Regions from separate parts of the Mus musculus genome. Here region 2 is linked to region 1. Evidence: chromatin loops called from intact Hi-C (ENCODE). Cell type or tissue: left cerebral cortex. All regions are shown on one strand.

Region 1 (8,000 bases):
AAATACAAATCTAGACCTTCCAATGATCCAGAAATGCACACACATGGCAGAAATAAATGTGATAACCTCTGCTGCTAAAACTGTGCTCATGGCAGTCACCAGAGAGTGCAATGCATTCATTCATTTCTTTATGTAGAAACAGCACTTACACTTTACAGATTTGAGGGATCAAAGTACTGTCTGATCCCTTTTCTATCAAGTGCCTATAATGAACCACCATGGCTCTTAGCATCTAACACACATCTTATTTTCCCTCTCCCTTTACCTTGTCTGGGACCTTAGTGTGGAGGAAACACATCCAGGGAGAGGGGTTTCCATTGCAGTAAGAGGGGAAGCAATTTCTGTGAGTTTCATGACTATTGCCCCCAAGTTGAGCTGTACCCTCCAGGATTAACATGTGGCCATTCCAGATAGCTTCTAGCAGATACCTAGTCCTGTGTAAGTGGAGAAACCTTTTCAGGAAGCCCTTGCTAGTCTGGGTAAAATAGATGGGAAACGTGCCAGGCTAGAAGCCGCCTGCCATCGAGCTCCAAGAATTTTCCAATGATTTTCCTCGTCACAACCAGGGTTTTACGTGTAGAAGCTCCATAAAAGCCTGTTGAATAAAGGAATTTTTCCTGAGCCCAACTTAAAGAAAGAAAGAAAGAAAGAAAGAAAGAAAGAAAGGAAGGAAGGAAGGAAGGAAGGAAGGAAGGGAGAGAGAGAGAGAGAGAGAGAGAGAGAGAGAGAGAGAGAGAGAGAGAGAGAGAGAGAAAGAAGAAATCATCTCTTCACTCCCTCCTACATCAAGTGTCTTAAGAGTATTGAGGACATTAAAATGCTGGTTTGCTGAGAGAAGACGGGACTGAGAGGGGGAAGAGAGGAGAGATGGAATTTAAGGGAGGAATAAATGAATCTAAAACAGCCTCCACTGACAGGCTGCGAGCATGCTTGCTCTGAAACTGTGCTCAGAGCTGAGCAGTCCAAGCAAGCTGATCTTGGATATCCATGTGCCCGTAAATATTTTTAAATTAAAATTAAAAAAAAAACCCTTTCAGCATCACACTAACAGGTCTTTGAACAATGTAGCTCACACCCTCTATAAAATCTTGATTTTGACCAACAGCTGGCAAGTTGATCCCTGCAATTTTCTCTTCGCAGAAATAGCTTTGTGAGGGGAGAACTGACCCTCTCGGCTAATAAGCCCAAACCTGGAGGGCTGCAATGGAAGGGATACTGTTCTGTTAAGCACTCTAAGGCAACTGTTTCTTCTCCTCTTGACACAGCCTGACTTCCTTAAAGAAGATTTGACTGGCCAGACAGCTGTGTTGACCCTTGAGCCTTCTTTGATTCCTGATTTTCTTTTTTTAACAAACAGAATAGAAAAATCACAAGCCAAATCCTTCCCTAAGCTCCAATACGTTTGAATTTGCCAGTGTTGTGCCTGAAGGATGTGGACCTTTCTCTAATCTATAAGCAGAAAGATAAAGATTGGGCTCACACAATACCAAAACCGGCCATGAAAAGCAGGGGGGGGGGGGAAGCGAGCAGTCACCAGGCTTTGTCTACTTGACGTTGTATAGACCAAATCCGCTTAATTACCTAAAAATCACAGTTTTTACCCGGACTCGGGGGCTACAAGCAGACAAGCCAGCACAGACAGCAGTATTTTTTTTTTCTTTCAAAATTGTTTACCATAAAGATCAGGGGGAGTTTTGCTTCTTTGCTGATTTCTGTATTGTACAACTCACATAAATGCAAGCATGTTTTATTTTGATTTGTTTTTGCTTTTGTTGTTTTTTTGTTTTTGATTTTGTTAGTTTTGGGGGGTTTTGGTTTTTTTAGGTTCTGAAAAAAATGTAAAGCACTTCTGAGACAACAGGAAGACCTGGTGGTCTCTCCACACGGAGGTAAAAGTCAGGCATTTTATGTCGGAGCAGGAGGACTGAGTAGCAGAGAGGGTGGTGGTGGCTGCTGCGTCTAACTTGGTCCATTTTTTTTTCCTCTGTTCTTCCTTTCCCCTGTGTTTTTTGTTTTGATAGCCAACCCTCCTTTGCACTTCTTTTCACTGTGCGTCGTCGTCACAGGCACAGGCACAGGCACACGCTGACCTTCCTCAGCCTCTCTCCACATAGTGGAGTGAAAGGGGCTGCATTTCCTCCGTGTACACACACACACACACACACACACACACACACACACACACACACGCATGCATGCACACACAATCAACATATGCCAGCCCTTGCGCACAAAAACAGAAGAGCTCTGAGCCATTTTTCTTTCTGGCTAGCCCTCCACAATCCTAGGAATCCAATGTCCCTATGAATTGGCCAGTGTTGAAATGCAAGACAGCTTCCTCTCCTTACTTCCGCAGGGCTCCTCCTGGCCAGTCTTCTGACAATAAGGGCATCCTACCACACACACCACAATCCCAAGGGTATTTCAGAAATCCAGATTGGGAAAAGAACCGCTCGCTCTCTTCATTACCTGCCTCCCAGTTCTGCATGCTGATATGAGCATCGAACATGCGTCCTGTCAGATAACTTCCCTAGTCTAGAACAGGGTGGAGACGCTCTGCAGAACAGTTTCCCTCTAGCCTACGAACTCCTGAAAACCCGAAGAGGGGGTTACTGGAAACGCCAAACAAGGGTGCAGGGCAAAAAAGGTCATTTCCAAACCTGATTTGATCAAGCCCAGGAGAAAAAAAAAATGTGCCCACGGGACAGAAACCACCCGATCCTTACTGATGGGCACAAACTCCAGAGCCATGCAAACCCTTGAGAAAGATGAAATGGAAAAAAAGGGTCGCTAGTCGCTAGCTCCCCGCTCCCCGGCAAAGTGATCTCTGTGAATGCCCTGGCCCGGGTTGATGAACTTGGAATGATTTGAAAATATGTTCGCGGCAAAACAAAAACAAAACCAAAAACCCCGCATTGCGGCTCTCCCGGGCCCCAAGTTGTGCATACGGATGGACTTCCCGCAACCCGGGGAGTGTACCGAACGCGGATGCGCGAGATTTACTGGCCTTTCCTGCGAGTGCCTCCTCGAAGAGGGTGCAGGAGGACACGGTCCCCAGCGCACACCCGTGGAGGTGAGTGGGCGCGCTCCGGCGAAGCAGGCACTTACTTCTCGTAGTGGTACTTGCAGTAGAGCTTCTTGTCCCGGTAGAAGCAGGTGGTCTCCAGGGGCTCTTTGCAGGAGGCACACTGCACGCATTGCTCGTGCCAGAAGCTGTCGTTGAGCCGCAGCAGAAACCTGTCCGAGATGACCCGCTGACAGCCCTCGCAGACAGACTTGGGGCTCACCGCTCTGCCTACAACAGCAACAGATGTTGCCGGTGAGCCACACCGGCAAGCTAACCCCAGCCAAACCTGCTCTCGATAGGATTAGACCCACCCTGGGCCTTGCACCCTCAGGAAGCTCCTCTGATGATCAGATATTCCGAAAAATCAAACCAAGTGACGATGACGTTACTAATACATAAAGACTAAGTAGCAAGGTATAAATTTTAGCGAGGGAGGGGGCTGAAGTCAATAAATGGTCTTAGTTATTAGACAGATCCAGGTATATTGCGAGCTTTCACTACGCCTTTAAATTAGATTACATATAAATTTGTGCTCCCAGGACTCTCAAGTCGTCATTAATCATTAAATCACTGTATTTGTGTCCTTTGACTACTTTTAAATGATCGATAATAATTTGCTTGCAACTGAGTTCTATTTTTTTAAGGAAAATTATCATTTTCTGTTTTCTTCATAAAAGGCGGCCTGCGGGGGCAGAAAAATACCATCTCTCCCTACGTGAGCTCAGTACTGTGCAAACTAGTGAATCTCTCCTATGTCTTGTTTGGCGTGAAAATTGCAGGTGGCTTTTCATAATTAGGAAACGTCAAGATGGGGAAAAATAATAGCTGAGCGCAGAGACCCTGAGAAGGGTGCTGGCCAGAGAATTCTAGATCTTCTGCGCTCAGAAGCGCTGATTGGAGCAACAAACCTCTTAGCTCAGTCAGAGAATCTTCTCTGCCCTACCCTTTGACCTTTTTGACTTTTTCCCTTCGGGTCTTGTTCCAGCCCCCCCCCTTGCCCCCAACAAGCAAGGGAGAAATACTTGGCCGCCTTTGTTGACAATTTTCACAACCGTTTAAAGAAGCCCTTGTCCCACAAGAACACTCTTGTCTGTGATGTCCCAAAGGGACGATCCTTCTCCATACCACTACACTAATCTCACTTTCTGCTTTGTAAGCTGGACAGGTCGTTTTGTGTGGTGGGAAGCCAGCAAGAAGGCCTGGGGAGAAAGTGGTCGTTCTCAATTGTAAATTTCTGTTGTCTTGGTCTCAGCACCCCATCCTATGGTTGGGACAAACCATAGGATGGGTCGCGGGTCTCATGGTGCAGAGAACCAAACCCAGTGTGCCTGAGTCCGCACACAGGCTCTAGCCTGCGTCTTCCTTCTTGCTCTGGGGAGAAAATCCTGACAATTTCGAAAGGGAGGTTGAAAGAAGAGGGCATGGGTTTTGTAATTTCGTTTCCTCTGAACTGTTGGGGTGGAGTGGGCGATTTCTCTCTGGACATGGTTTCTATAATCGAAATTTTTTCAGCCCCACTCTATTGGTTCTAAAGTTAGAGAAAGAGGCAAGAGGTTTAAATAAAAGAAAAATCTCTCCTTCAGAAAGAAGCGGGAAGAAACACAGGAAGAAAGAAAATTTAAAAACAAAACAAAACAAAACATTTTTTTCTCCAAACTTGAAAATTCCAAAGGGAGAGTTGAAGAGACACTGGCAAAACAAGCCTGAACTCTGAAAGACCCATGGGTATGACTCTTTGGATCTCTCTATTCTCTGCTCCTTCGAAGTGGCTGGGTTGGGGGTAGAGGGATACCAAGCTTGCGGAACAGGGGTCCGGCTTCAGTTAATTAAAGACCAGGCAAGGGCCCCGCCGTGCAAGCTAATCCCAGCGCAGCGCTGCCCACCAGCCCGGAAAAGCCTCTCGGCCATGCCCAATACTAAAATTGGGGCTGCAGTTGGTGGGGGAAGAGAAGAACCTGGGCGCTCTGGGCCTCGGATCTCTCATGCTAGGACACAGGCCTCTGAGAAACCGGTGGCATTTATGAGCCGTCGATCAGCTCCGTGATTAAAAATCCAGCCCTGGGTATTATTAATCACTTGCCACTCAAATGCCTTGTGAACATGCTCGCCCGCCCCTCAAGGCTTTGGGGAATTCGATGTTGAACTCGTGAAGCCTGGGGAGGCTTGATGGTTGTATTTAGGTAGGGACGACTCAAAAGGACTGATGGACACGGAAAGACAGAGATTGTGGGCACCTCTGTGTGCGCGCGAAGAGGGTGCTAGTCTGGTCGCTTAACCCAGTATCAGAGACCTGACGTACTGAGCTCCCGGCCCCGGCAGAAGGAGGATGCTCTAGGGAGCATGCGGTTGAACACTTACCCAGCAAAGAGGAGAAAGATGCCGAGGTCTCAATCGCACTTTGAAAGTTCTCCTCCATCTTCAGGCCGTCCAACATGTTCGGGGTGAGCCAGGAGGACCTGTAGAGCGGAGGAACGGTTGAGTCTAGCTTCCCGTGCCTGTTGGGACTCCGCACCCTCAGTTGCCACTCTCCTGGGACAGGACAGAAGCAGTGTCCAGGGCGACAAGAATGAGCCTAGAGGGTAGAGTCCAGACAAGGGAAATGTAAGGTGGGAGGAGAGAGAAGAGCCACCGTGAACTGCTCGGACGGCTCTGATTTCACTTGAAGTCAACGCGTTATGTGCTAAGGCCTCCGCCCCCTAACTGCGTTCTCCTAACCCCCACCCCCACCCCTGTCCCCAGGTTTCCCATTCCAAGACCGACTCCGCCCCATCCTATACTAATGTGGCCCCTAGGGATCCCACCACTAGAACTATGGTACTCTGTGTGATGGGGTGGGGGTACGCCTGCTCTCAGAGCCAGGGCCAAGCCGGGACCAACCAGGTCCGATATCCCAGTGGCACCACCACTCACTTTCGACCCTCACCTGTCTTAGAGAGAGGCAGAGTAAGGGACTCGGAGACTGTCCCGCCTGCTTCCGTACTCCTGGCGCAGCGCTCTGCTTGGGGGGTGGGGGGGGGGCGCTCGGGAGTAGGCGTGCGGGGCGCGCGGGGAGGTCCTCCCGCCGGTCGGCCAGTGCCGGGAACGTCTGCAGGAGCAAAGGAGTCGCCTTGGGGAGGAGCCGCGACTGGCCCGGTTCACTCTTGGATGCATTTCAAATCAACTTTCAGAAACACGCCCGCCCGAGCCGGAGCCTAAGGATCCCCGCAGCCTTCCTTACCTGATGGGCGAGCTCGCGCCCAGCGTCCGGAGCAGCGCGAAGTGGCCGGGAGACGCCGGGCAGCTTTGGCGGAGGGAGGAGGCGTCCCCTAGGCTGCAGCCAGAGCAGCCGCCCGGACTCCGGCGCACCCGGGAGAGAGCAGGAGCGAACGCCGGCCCCCGATTCCGCTCCTCGGCGCGCCGGAGTGGGGCCGGGCCGTGGCCTCAAGCCGCCGATCCTCCTCGGGACGTCCCGCCAACACGCGCCGCTCTGCAGCCGGGAAGGGGAAACCAGGCGGCTGCTCCAAGATCGGCGGTGGAACCGGAGGCCCAGGGTCCTGGGTGCAAAGTCCGCCCTGCCTTCTTCGAGGCGGCTCGGGCGGTTTCTGACAGTGGCCGCTGGCTGCGTGCGCGGCCCGGGAAGGGGGTGGGGTGCGCAGGGCGGGGGCCTGGGAGCGCGTCCCGTGGCGGGGCCCGCGGTGCTCTGTTTCCCCGGCTTGGCTGCTCGACCCACCGCGAGGCTACAGCCTGATGCTCCAGTCTGCTGCCCGGACCTCCCGGACGCGCCAAACTTTTCCTTCTCTCCACGTGGAACGGTTGCCCCGGGGGAGCTACACCCCAGACTCGGCAGAGATCCGTGCCACCTAGACTTCACGCGGGCGGGATGGGGATCCGGTTGCTCTCGGATCTGCACCGTAAGTGATGACTAACCTCAGACACCTGGAGGTCGCGGGGATCGCCTAGAGCCCCCAACCCCAATCCTCTCTGCTTTGTGAACTCTGGCACCAGAAGCTCCAAGCTCTTCGGATTTTCATTCACCCACTTGCTCCTGCAACTTACAAATTTGTTTTGGCTTAAAACTCAACTCACCGTTTCTGGCTGAAACTACTTCACTGCTGGGAAATGCAATAATGGGACCCATGGCCAAACCTTGAATCAGGCTCCCTCTATCCTATCCTGCTGGCTGGATGCTAGACTAGAAGTCAGCCAAGGGGACTTTTCTTAGAAAAGAAGATCCTGGGGGCAGTTTTTAATTCCCTGTGATTCATAACATTCTGCAGCGACAGCCCTCCAGCCTCTCTAGAGGCAGGAACAGGGTCTTGCTCCTCTATTCCAAGAAAAGCCTGGGGCCAAGTGACTCAATAAACACATCATTGCGTTGGCTAACATTTTATCGACCATTAATTTTGTGCCAATCTTTATTCCGTAGCCAACTTATCTAATCTTTAAATTTTAAGGTGGGGAAAATTATAGTCTCAGTGTTCGGGTTGCCCTAAGGAAATGGGACACCTGTCCACGTGAAATTCTAGCCTGCTCTCCAGAACACCGTTGGGAGGTCCAATTCCATGGGCTTCTCTAGGGCACCCTCACTTCTACACTGCGAGGAACTCGGTGGCAGTAATCCAGCGCTATAGCATGGTCAGAAGACATACCATGTAAGCAAGTATTCCCTAGTGCCCTTCACCAAGGAAAAGATCTCTTCCTGAACTTATGTCCAACAAGCTCTTCTGTGCTTAGGGACACACACACACACACACACACACACACACCCTGCCCACCCGCAGCATCCTAAGTGTGTTCTATCTGCAAGCACACGCCAAACGCAGAATATGACTTTAGAGGAACAAGGGGAAAGGGCAGAGAGTTTAATACCCTATATTAGAATACTGCTTTAAACTTTTTAGGGTGCTCCTATATTCATGGTTTTGCTTGATCTCTATGACAAACCTGTGAGGTA
Region 2 (8,000 bases), 210 kb before region 1:
CTGTAGAAAGAGCCCATGCAACCAGGTAAGTACACACAAACAGAAACAGTTGGGACTGAGTCCCAAATAAGAAAAGTACAGACACAGTGAAGGCTGGATCCCCTTGGATGCACTTCTTAGAAAAAAGTTTCCCGGAGCTGCACGGTGGCTGAAGCAGAGATGATCATTCATTAGGTAAAGCACTTGCTGTGCACAAAGTCCTGAGTTCAAACCTCAGCATTTGCATAAAAACCAGACTAAGAGCAATAGAAGAAAGCACTGCTATCAACCTCTGGCCTTTACATGTGCACACACACACAAAGATAAGAAGAAAAGGACATGGGAAAGCTGGGCTTGGTGGTGCACACCTGTAATTTCAGCACTCACAAACTTGAGGGAGGGAAGATTGAGAGTTTAGAGCCCTTCTAAACTTCAGGACAGCCTTGGCCGAATACCTAAACTCCATCTCAAAATGGGAAAGACTGTAAACCAGGGATACAGCACCTACCTAGCATCCACATGGCCTTAGCTTCAATCTCTAGGACCACAAATCTAGGTGAGAAGGGTAAGGAAAATAAAAGGAAGGGAAGAGAAATAAACAGGGCAGACGGCTTGATGGGCAGCTTGGTGCTGCTCTCTGTGGCCATGTAAGGCTGCCTACCACGCTTCTGCTCTCCGATGGACCATGCGTGAAGACTGGATGAAAGAATGTCTAGATGAAGGAAGGAACAAAAAGAAAAGATGGAGTAAGGGGAGGAGAGAGATGGGGGGTGTGGATAGGGGAGAGAAGTGCAGAAGAAGGAGAAGAAAGAGAGGGCCAGGATAGGATGGAGAGAGAATGGTGGAAGAGATAGCAAAGATGTGGTCAGAGGTTGGCCTGAGCCCATGTGTGAAGTTCCCACACTGTGGCCACCAGGTCACCCAGGAAGAAAAGATCAGTTTGTCATCATCTTCATTTCATTCTCCAAACTGTCCAGCTATAACATCTACCCGGTTCCGTCTGTGTAGGTACCAACGTCCTCCATGCTGGGATGCTTCCCTGAGTCATGACTCCACAGTCTTACAGCCTGCACCACTCATGGGTAGGGGGATAAGCAAGTCTCACTGGGCAGAAAACCACGGAGAAAGATATATCTATCAGCGCCAAAACTGTGGGTTGCCCTTCTTCCAGAACACAGGAGTCAGGTTCTAGAAGGTGAAGGGGAAGCCATAAAAATAGAGTTCTCTCGAAAAAATGTACCCTACATTAAATCCAGCCATGGCTACTCTGCAAGGAGATAGGGGGAGGAAACAGCTAGGATCCCAGTGCTCACTAAACAATCTATTTGCATAGCTCTTCTTTTTGTGAAGGGAAACATATCAATCATCATTATATCAATAGGGAATCACCAGGGAACTCCAGTGCAGAGGTCGATTTGAACTTTAGCTGTGGAGTGTCCCATAGAAACATCACCATCCTGCTTGCTTCTCCTTTAACACTCGCTCCTTCTGCCCTGGGTTTGGGTCCATCTGAGCAAAGACCTGCTCTGACCTGGGTCTCTGAGCTGAGTGAGGAGGTGGTGATGAGGCCTAAGCACATCCCATAATGCATCTTTCCTGTCACTCTGGGTTCCCCCCCGCCCCCAAGGGTTATGGACCTCCAGCATGATGGCTCCAGTAGTTGGATTCCAGGTCATCACTGTGCCCTGTGTAATTTAGGAGCTGCTTTGATTATGCAGGTGGATAGAATGGTCTTGCTTGTTCTCCAGCAGATGTGTGGTTGAAATCCTTTCCCTGTGATTATGACTTTGTTTGGTCGAAAGGACAGTAACCCGAGAAAGCTGATTCAGGAATGAAGAACAGAGAGGCAGCCACTCGGTGAATTTTTGAACTCTCCAGATTGCATATTTGGCTATCCAACCCCTAAGCCAACCTTATTATTAAGCCTAATTATCAGCCTCAGCCACAGGCTCTAAGGCTCCGAGAGGACCCGAGCCCGCTACTGTAGGGAACAGTAAGTAAAGCAACACCCTTTCACGTACAACCATCTTGTCAATCGAAAGGTTACGAGTCCTTGGGTAATCATTGGGTCAAGGTGGGTCTAAGTGCCAAAAAATGATAGAGCCTCAAGAATGCAAATCAGTCCTCATGAGGACAGTAAAATGAATTAGTATGTGTCTAATGTGGTCTTATCTCTTTTGAGTATTGATTACTGGGGAATAACATGCAACTTCTGCCTCCTGTAAGTACTGCATCACCTTCAGAGTGATTCACTTGATAAAAGTGTGAGAATGAATATGTTTCAGAAAAAGTCATCCTTTCCCACCAGCCAGATTTCACATAATCAGATAACCTCTCAGCATCTAATTGTGGTACCATCTAATTGTGAAAAGCATGTGCATTTCTATGTCAACAAATAGTATCTCAGCAATACCCCAGACTCTCGCATCCAACCATCCAACGAGGGCCAGCGCTTGCTGTCACATCTGAGGACCTGAGTTTGATTACCCAGGATGCATGTTTCCCAAATTGCTCTTGGACCTACACACATGGGCCATGGCATGTGCGTGAACATGTATAAGCACACACCCACCCACCCACACATGTGCATACACTCATAGGTGCATACACACAGGTGCAGACATACACACACACAAATAAATAAATTAAAATGCAAGAAAGCATTCAGAGAACAGAGAGAATGGGAATGTGTTGCTTCAGGGGAGAAGAATATAAGGAACCTGGGAGAAAGAGTGAACGAACCCGCCATGAGCAAGATGCTTCCTCAAAACTTAATGTTCTATTTTAAGCACTTGTGATCATAACACAGGTCATATATGATGTATCAAGGCTCCACTTCAAATAGAGTCCAATGTCTCTTGAGACTCAATGAAAACTCTTAGCTGTGGGATCCTGTAATTTTCTCTCTCTCTTTTTAAAGATTTATTTATTTTATGTATATGAGTATACCGTAGCTGTCTTCAGACATACCAGAGGAGGGTATCAGATCCCATTACAGATGGTTGTGAGCCACCATGTGGTTGCTGGGACTTGAACTCAGGACCTCTGGAAGAACAGTCAGTGCTCTTAACAGCTGAGCCATCTTTCCAGCCCCTGTAATTTTCTATTACATTACATACTTTAATACATAATGCACAGAATAGACACACCTGTCCCTAAAGAGAACAATGAGGGTACATCAGATTCGAGCAAGACCAGACAATCTAGTAGGGGAAACCCAGGTTCTTAGCTCGGTGGCAATATCCTGGACTTGTGCTGGCCTGATGTGAGCTCCCATGGGTTTTATTGAGCTTGTTAAAGCCATGCTTCCTGGCGGGCACACATGGTCTTTCTCTTGGGCAGGTTATACTTGGTGCCTACAATCAGAAGATATTTCCATTTCAACATCTCCAGCATCCCAAGTCTCTATTACAAGCTAAGCCTCCACATGTACTGCTTCACACAATGGCCTCTCAGGACCTCTCAGGAAAAAAAAAAATCCAACGTTGCTACATGATGCCTGGCTTCTACTGCCATTTCTCCAGAACAAGTCCTTAGACAGAATCAGGGTGCTTTTGAGTCCTTGGGTCTGATCGCAATGTAGACATTAGTTGAAGTGGTAGAAAAGACGCTAGAAAGGCGGCTCTGGGATTAAGCACTTGGTGCTCTTGCAGAAGACCTGGTTTCCGTTCCCAGCACCCACATAGTGGCTCACAACCACGTGTAACTATAGCTCTAGGAAATTCAGCTCCCTCTTCTTGCCACTGCACGCACATGGTACACAAACTCAGGTAAGTACACACACACACACACACACACACACACACACACACACACACACTTATAAATGAACTTAAAAGAACTTAAAACGGTAGAAAGTAAAATATTCAGTTTATTAGAAAAAGGCTTGGTGGATCCTCCTAAAGAAAAAGACATTTACACATACCAGCAAGTCCACTCCAATGTGGATTTCAATTCAAAAGAACGACAACGGGTGCTGGAACAGATTCCTATGCATGGACGTCCATAGTTCACTAGTCACATAAGCCAACCCTGGAAAGGACTCAAGTTTCCATCACTAAATGAATGAACTGACAGAATGTACTACACCCATAAACAAAAATACGCAGCCAAGGAGGGATAGGCATTGGTACTTGCTACAGTGTGTGTGTGTGTGTGTGTGTGTGTGTGTGTGTGTGTGTGTGTGGTGGTGGTGGTGGGGGAACAGACGTGAAATATAATGGTAAGTGAACCAGATGCATGAGGTCACATCACAGATTATTCCGTTTATATAGATTTTCCTGAGTAGATATGCCAGAGAGACCAGATATAGATCGGTGGTTTCCAGGAACTGACCTGAAGCTGAAAGTGAGGAGTGACGATTTAAGAGCCCTAGGGTTTTCTTTGGAAGTGATTAAAACATGGACTTGACCAAGACTCCATTGCACAGCAGTGGAAAGAGACTACTCACTGCTGGACCACCGCACCACTGTGTGATCTCAGATGCTTAATGCTCCCTCTTGTGAAATAAATCCCCTCCCTCATTCTCTCTAGCCAACCTGAATCCTCAGGACGTAGTGAAATACATATCGGGTGACACAGAACCTGAGTGTTCACATCACTGTAGAAAATCTACTGGAGAACACCAACTTACCAGAACGAGGAGTAAATGTCAAGAGACGGTCTTGGTTCATCCCGGCCTGGTACTTGATAAAGGCTCTGTGTTCAGTCTTATAAATCCTGGTCTTCTTTGGGGAGCAAGCATACTCGGCTCCACATTTGCAATAGATGCCCACTAGAGGGCAGTCTACACACCCGAAAATGGAAAACTGACCAGAGGAGGAGGCGGCTAAGGGTTTCTATTATTTTTAGCATCCTGAGCTGAGTTAGTGCTAAAGCCAGTGTCTAAAAGCAAACACTGCTGTGATATAATATAGCATAGCACTCTCATCTGTGGGATGGCTCTTGGTTTGTGGAAATTTTCTTTCTTGACTATGTAGGTTCCCAACCGAATAGGAATTGTTGAGTGCACAGGAAGTTTAAACTGAAGTAGTTCAGTCTATTCTAGGACACTGAGAAAGAGAGATACATGCTGCAGAGAAAGATGTGCACAATGTGCACGCACGCACGCGCGAACACACACACACACACACACACACACACACACACACACGCACATGTGGAAAGATGCATGGAAATAAATCAAGTAAAGACGAATGGCTTTGGGCTGGGGGTCCCTGTCTCTGCCTTCCGGCTTTGTTATTGGCTCCTTTTCCTCAAAGCTGTCACTGATGGCTTCATGGCCAATGGCCTGTGCCACCACTAAATATTCAGGGTAAATTCAAACTCTGGACTTCCAAGTGGTAGAGCTCTAATGAAAGCAGATCAGCTCACGGAGCCAATTGTCTGCTTACAGGACAGGAACTAACTCCAACACACAATGAAAACATTTGAAAACCATCATCTCTTCTGGGACTTTGGCCAGCAAGAACATGTACACTGTTGGATTTTTCAGAATCACTTCAAAAGGTTATTGCAACCAGAGAGATGAACAGGGGTTCGGAGTGGCTCTGGCTGTGCTGCTAATACAAATGAAGAAAATCCAGTCGGCCAGCTCAGCTCTGTATCTGCAGAATTCCATCCGATAGGACTCAGTGGCTTACTCTACCACTTGGTATTTGGGGAACTAAGATGCATTTCCTTCTCATCTGAATTCAGAAATTTTTCAGGTCAAAAAACATAAACTCAGCAATCCTCGCTACTCTGGAGGCTCAGACAGGAGGATCACAAGTTCAAGGCCTGCGTGGGCTATAGAGTGAGTTCAAGAGCAACTTAAGTGAGACCCTACTTACAATTTAAAAAATAAATAAATAAACAAAAGAGAGCAGAGACCTAGCATGCTTTTGGCACTAAGGTCAATCCCCGTCACTGAAAGTAAATATAATTAAGTAGTTGCCTTAGTTTTTGAGGACCAATTCCTGCGGGTCTTCAGGGATGATGGACCAGCTATTTGGCCCCAGAGACGTGGATAAAAGGTCCCCCTTCCTTTCTCACCCCTGCTTCTTTTTACTTCCATTCCCAGCCCTGAGACGGAATTACTTTAAATTTAGAGCATTCTTTCTAAATTTTCAGCTCTTTGGAAAAAGCAGCCAAAATGCATTCCTTGCCTTAGCTATCCCTGGCCTTAGCTATCCCTGGTCTTAGCTGTCCCTGGCCTTAGCTGTCCCTGGCCTTAGCTGTCCCTGGCCTTAGCTATTAGCTGCTAATGATGGAAAGGTGATGGAATTTATGATTCTGCTGGATTTTGAAAGAAAGTGTTTAAAGCTGATTCTCTGAATTCTTCGTAATTTTTACAAGTTTTGGGAGACGTGTACATTTCATGTTACTAATTCAGATGTTCTACCTATGTTTCAGATCCCTGGAGCACAAGACCAAAATGACACAGAAGGTTTTTTTGGTTTTGTTTTGTTTTTTGTTTTTTATAAAAGATTCCCTCTTATTTGACCCAAGGGACATTAAATGCTTCCCATTCTTAAAAGCATATGTGGCTGGGGCCAGAGCTGTTTGGTAGAACGTTTGTCCACCATGAGTGAGAACTTAGGTTCCAGACACACCACACACACACACACACACACACACACACACACACACACACACACACACACACACACAGACACACACACACACACAGACACACACACACAGACACACACACACAGACACACACACACACATACACACACACACACATACACACACACACACACACACACACACACACACACACACTCACACACTATCTAAAATCACTGACATACAAGACAAGCAGCAAGAATGTGCTAGAACTCAGAGAATTATGGCCAAACTTACACCCATTTACACAATATCACATCTCCTTAAGATATTTACATAAGAGCCAAATGGAAGCAGTGTTTCATACATATACAGTAGAAGCACACACACATACACGCAGATATACAGATACACACATTACAGACACACACACATACGGACACACAGAGATGCACACAGACAGACAGAGATGCATACATACTGGTTTGGGAAACCATGAAAGCAAAACAAATGTGCCAAAAGCTTTTAATCTTTTCAAACACTGAGCATTTGATTTGGGGTCCCTTACGGGTGTACATACTAAATACTTGGAGAAGCAAGAATTGCTAGTGAGTAGCTGGTTTTTGGGGGACCTCACACTTCTTCCTACCAGCCCCAAGCCTCCATACCCCTCGCAGAAGTGCCAAGTGCCCAGAAAGCCTAAGAGACTTAAGAGCTCACAGCTCTAGGAAGCTCATGCCAAGAGGGTCTTGTATACTAAGACCCTTGCCTTGACGTGGTTCAAGCCTGTAATGTACTTTAAGGCTCAGAGTCCCTACCACCACCACCACCACCACCACCACCACCACCAACAACAACAACAACAACAACAACAACAACAACAACTTGCTCTGTCTTGGCTTTTGCTTTCCCTGTCTTTGTTCTTCTGGCTTCTGTGGGGGAAGCTTTTCTTTTATACATTTATAAAGTCCTCACCAAGAATTCGTTTCTGGGGAACTTGATACAAAGAACCCACTTAGCTTTGTGTAACTCAAGGGTTCATTCATGGGTTCACTTTCTTTTATTAATGTATCCACTCAACAGCTTTGCTCTGGGTTCCTGCAGTGTCTCCATACAAATTAAAGCCACGTGACCTCCAGTGGCTGGTGCTGGCCCAGTGAGTGGAAATAGGTAAGTTTTCTTTCCCACGTAACTGCAGTCATCTTTCTGGGAAACTGAAACACGAGAAACTTTGTTTGGGAAATGTGGCATGTAGAATTAGATTCAGCACATAGAGCCTCACTCTTGAGTCCGCTCATCTTCCTCAGGGTAGACTGCTCCAGTGCGTTTCTTTGAATTGGTCATATTACCGCTGAACACTGCATTACATCTTGAGCAACAGCTCAATGAGTTATGATAGAAAGTGTCCTGAACATGGGGCCAGGACACTAGGTTCTCATTCATCCCCATAAACTTAGAAAACACTGTAG

The links. Peaks named below come from ENCODE experiments on the same cell type or tissue, not always from the same donor. Only the 100,000 strongest peaks of a DNase experiment are listed, where the experiment ranks them.
Region 2: it touches region 1 in a loop (2.4-fold over the local background); 6 of 42 quality-filtered maps call a loop at or near these places.

The regions. Positions count from the first base shown.
Region 1 is chr1:167,687,276-167,695,275 of GRCm38, reverse strand. Lmx1a (LIM homeobox transcription factor 1 alpha) reads right to left here and starts at 5,718. Exons shown (of 8, transcript NM_033652.5): 1 at 5,426-5,718; 2 at 3,109-3,295. The coding sequence starts at 5,501. In left cerebral cortex, no CTCF peak of the experiment used is centred here; a DNase peak (open chromatin) is centred at 3,103; H3K4me3 peaks cover 507 bases.
Region 2 is chr1:167,893,232-167,901,231 of GRCm38, reverse strand. No RefSeq gene overlaps it. Among named protein-coding and RNA genes, the nearest start is that of Lmx1a, 210 kb to the right of the region's middle. In left cerebral cortex, a CTCF peak has its summit at 4,754 (motif pointing right); a DNase peak (open chromatin) is centred at 4,810.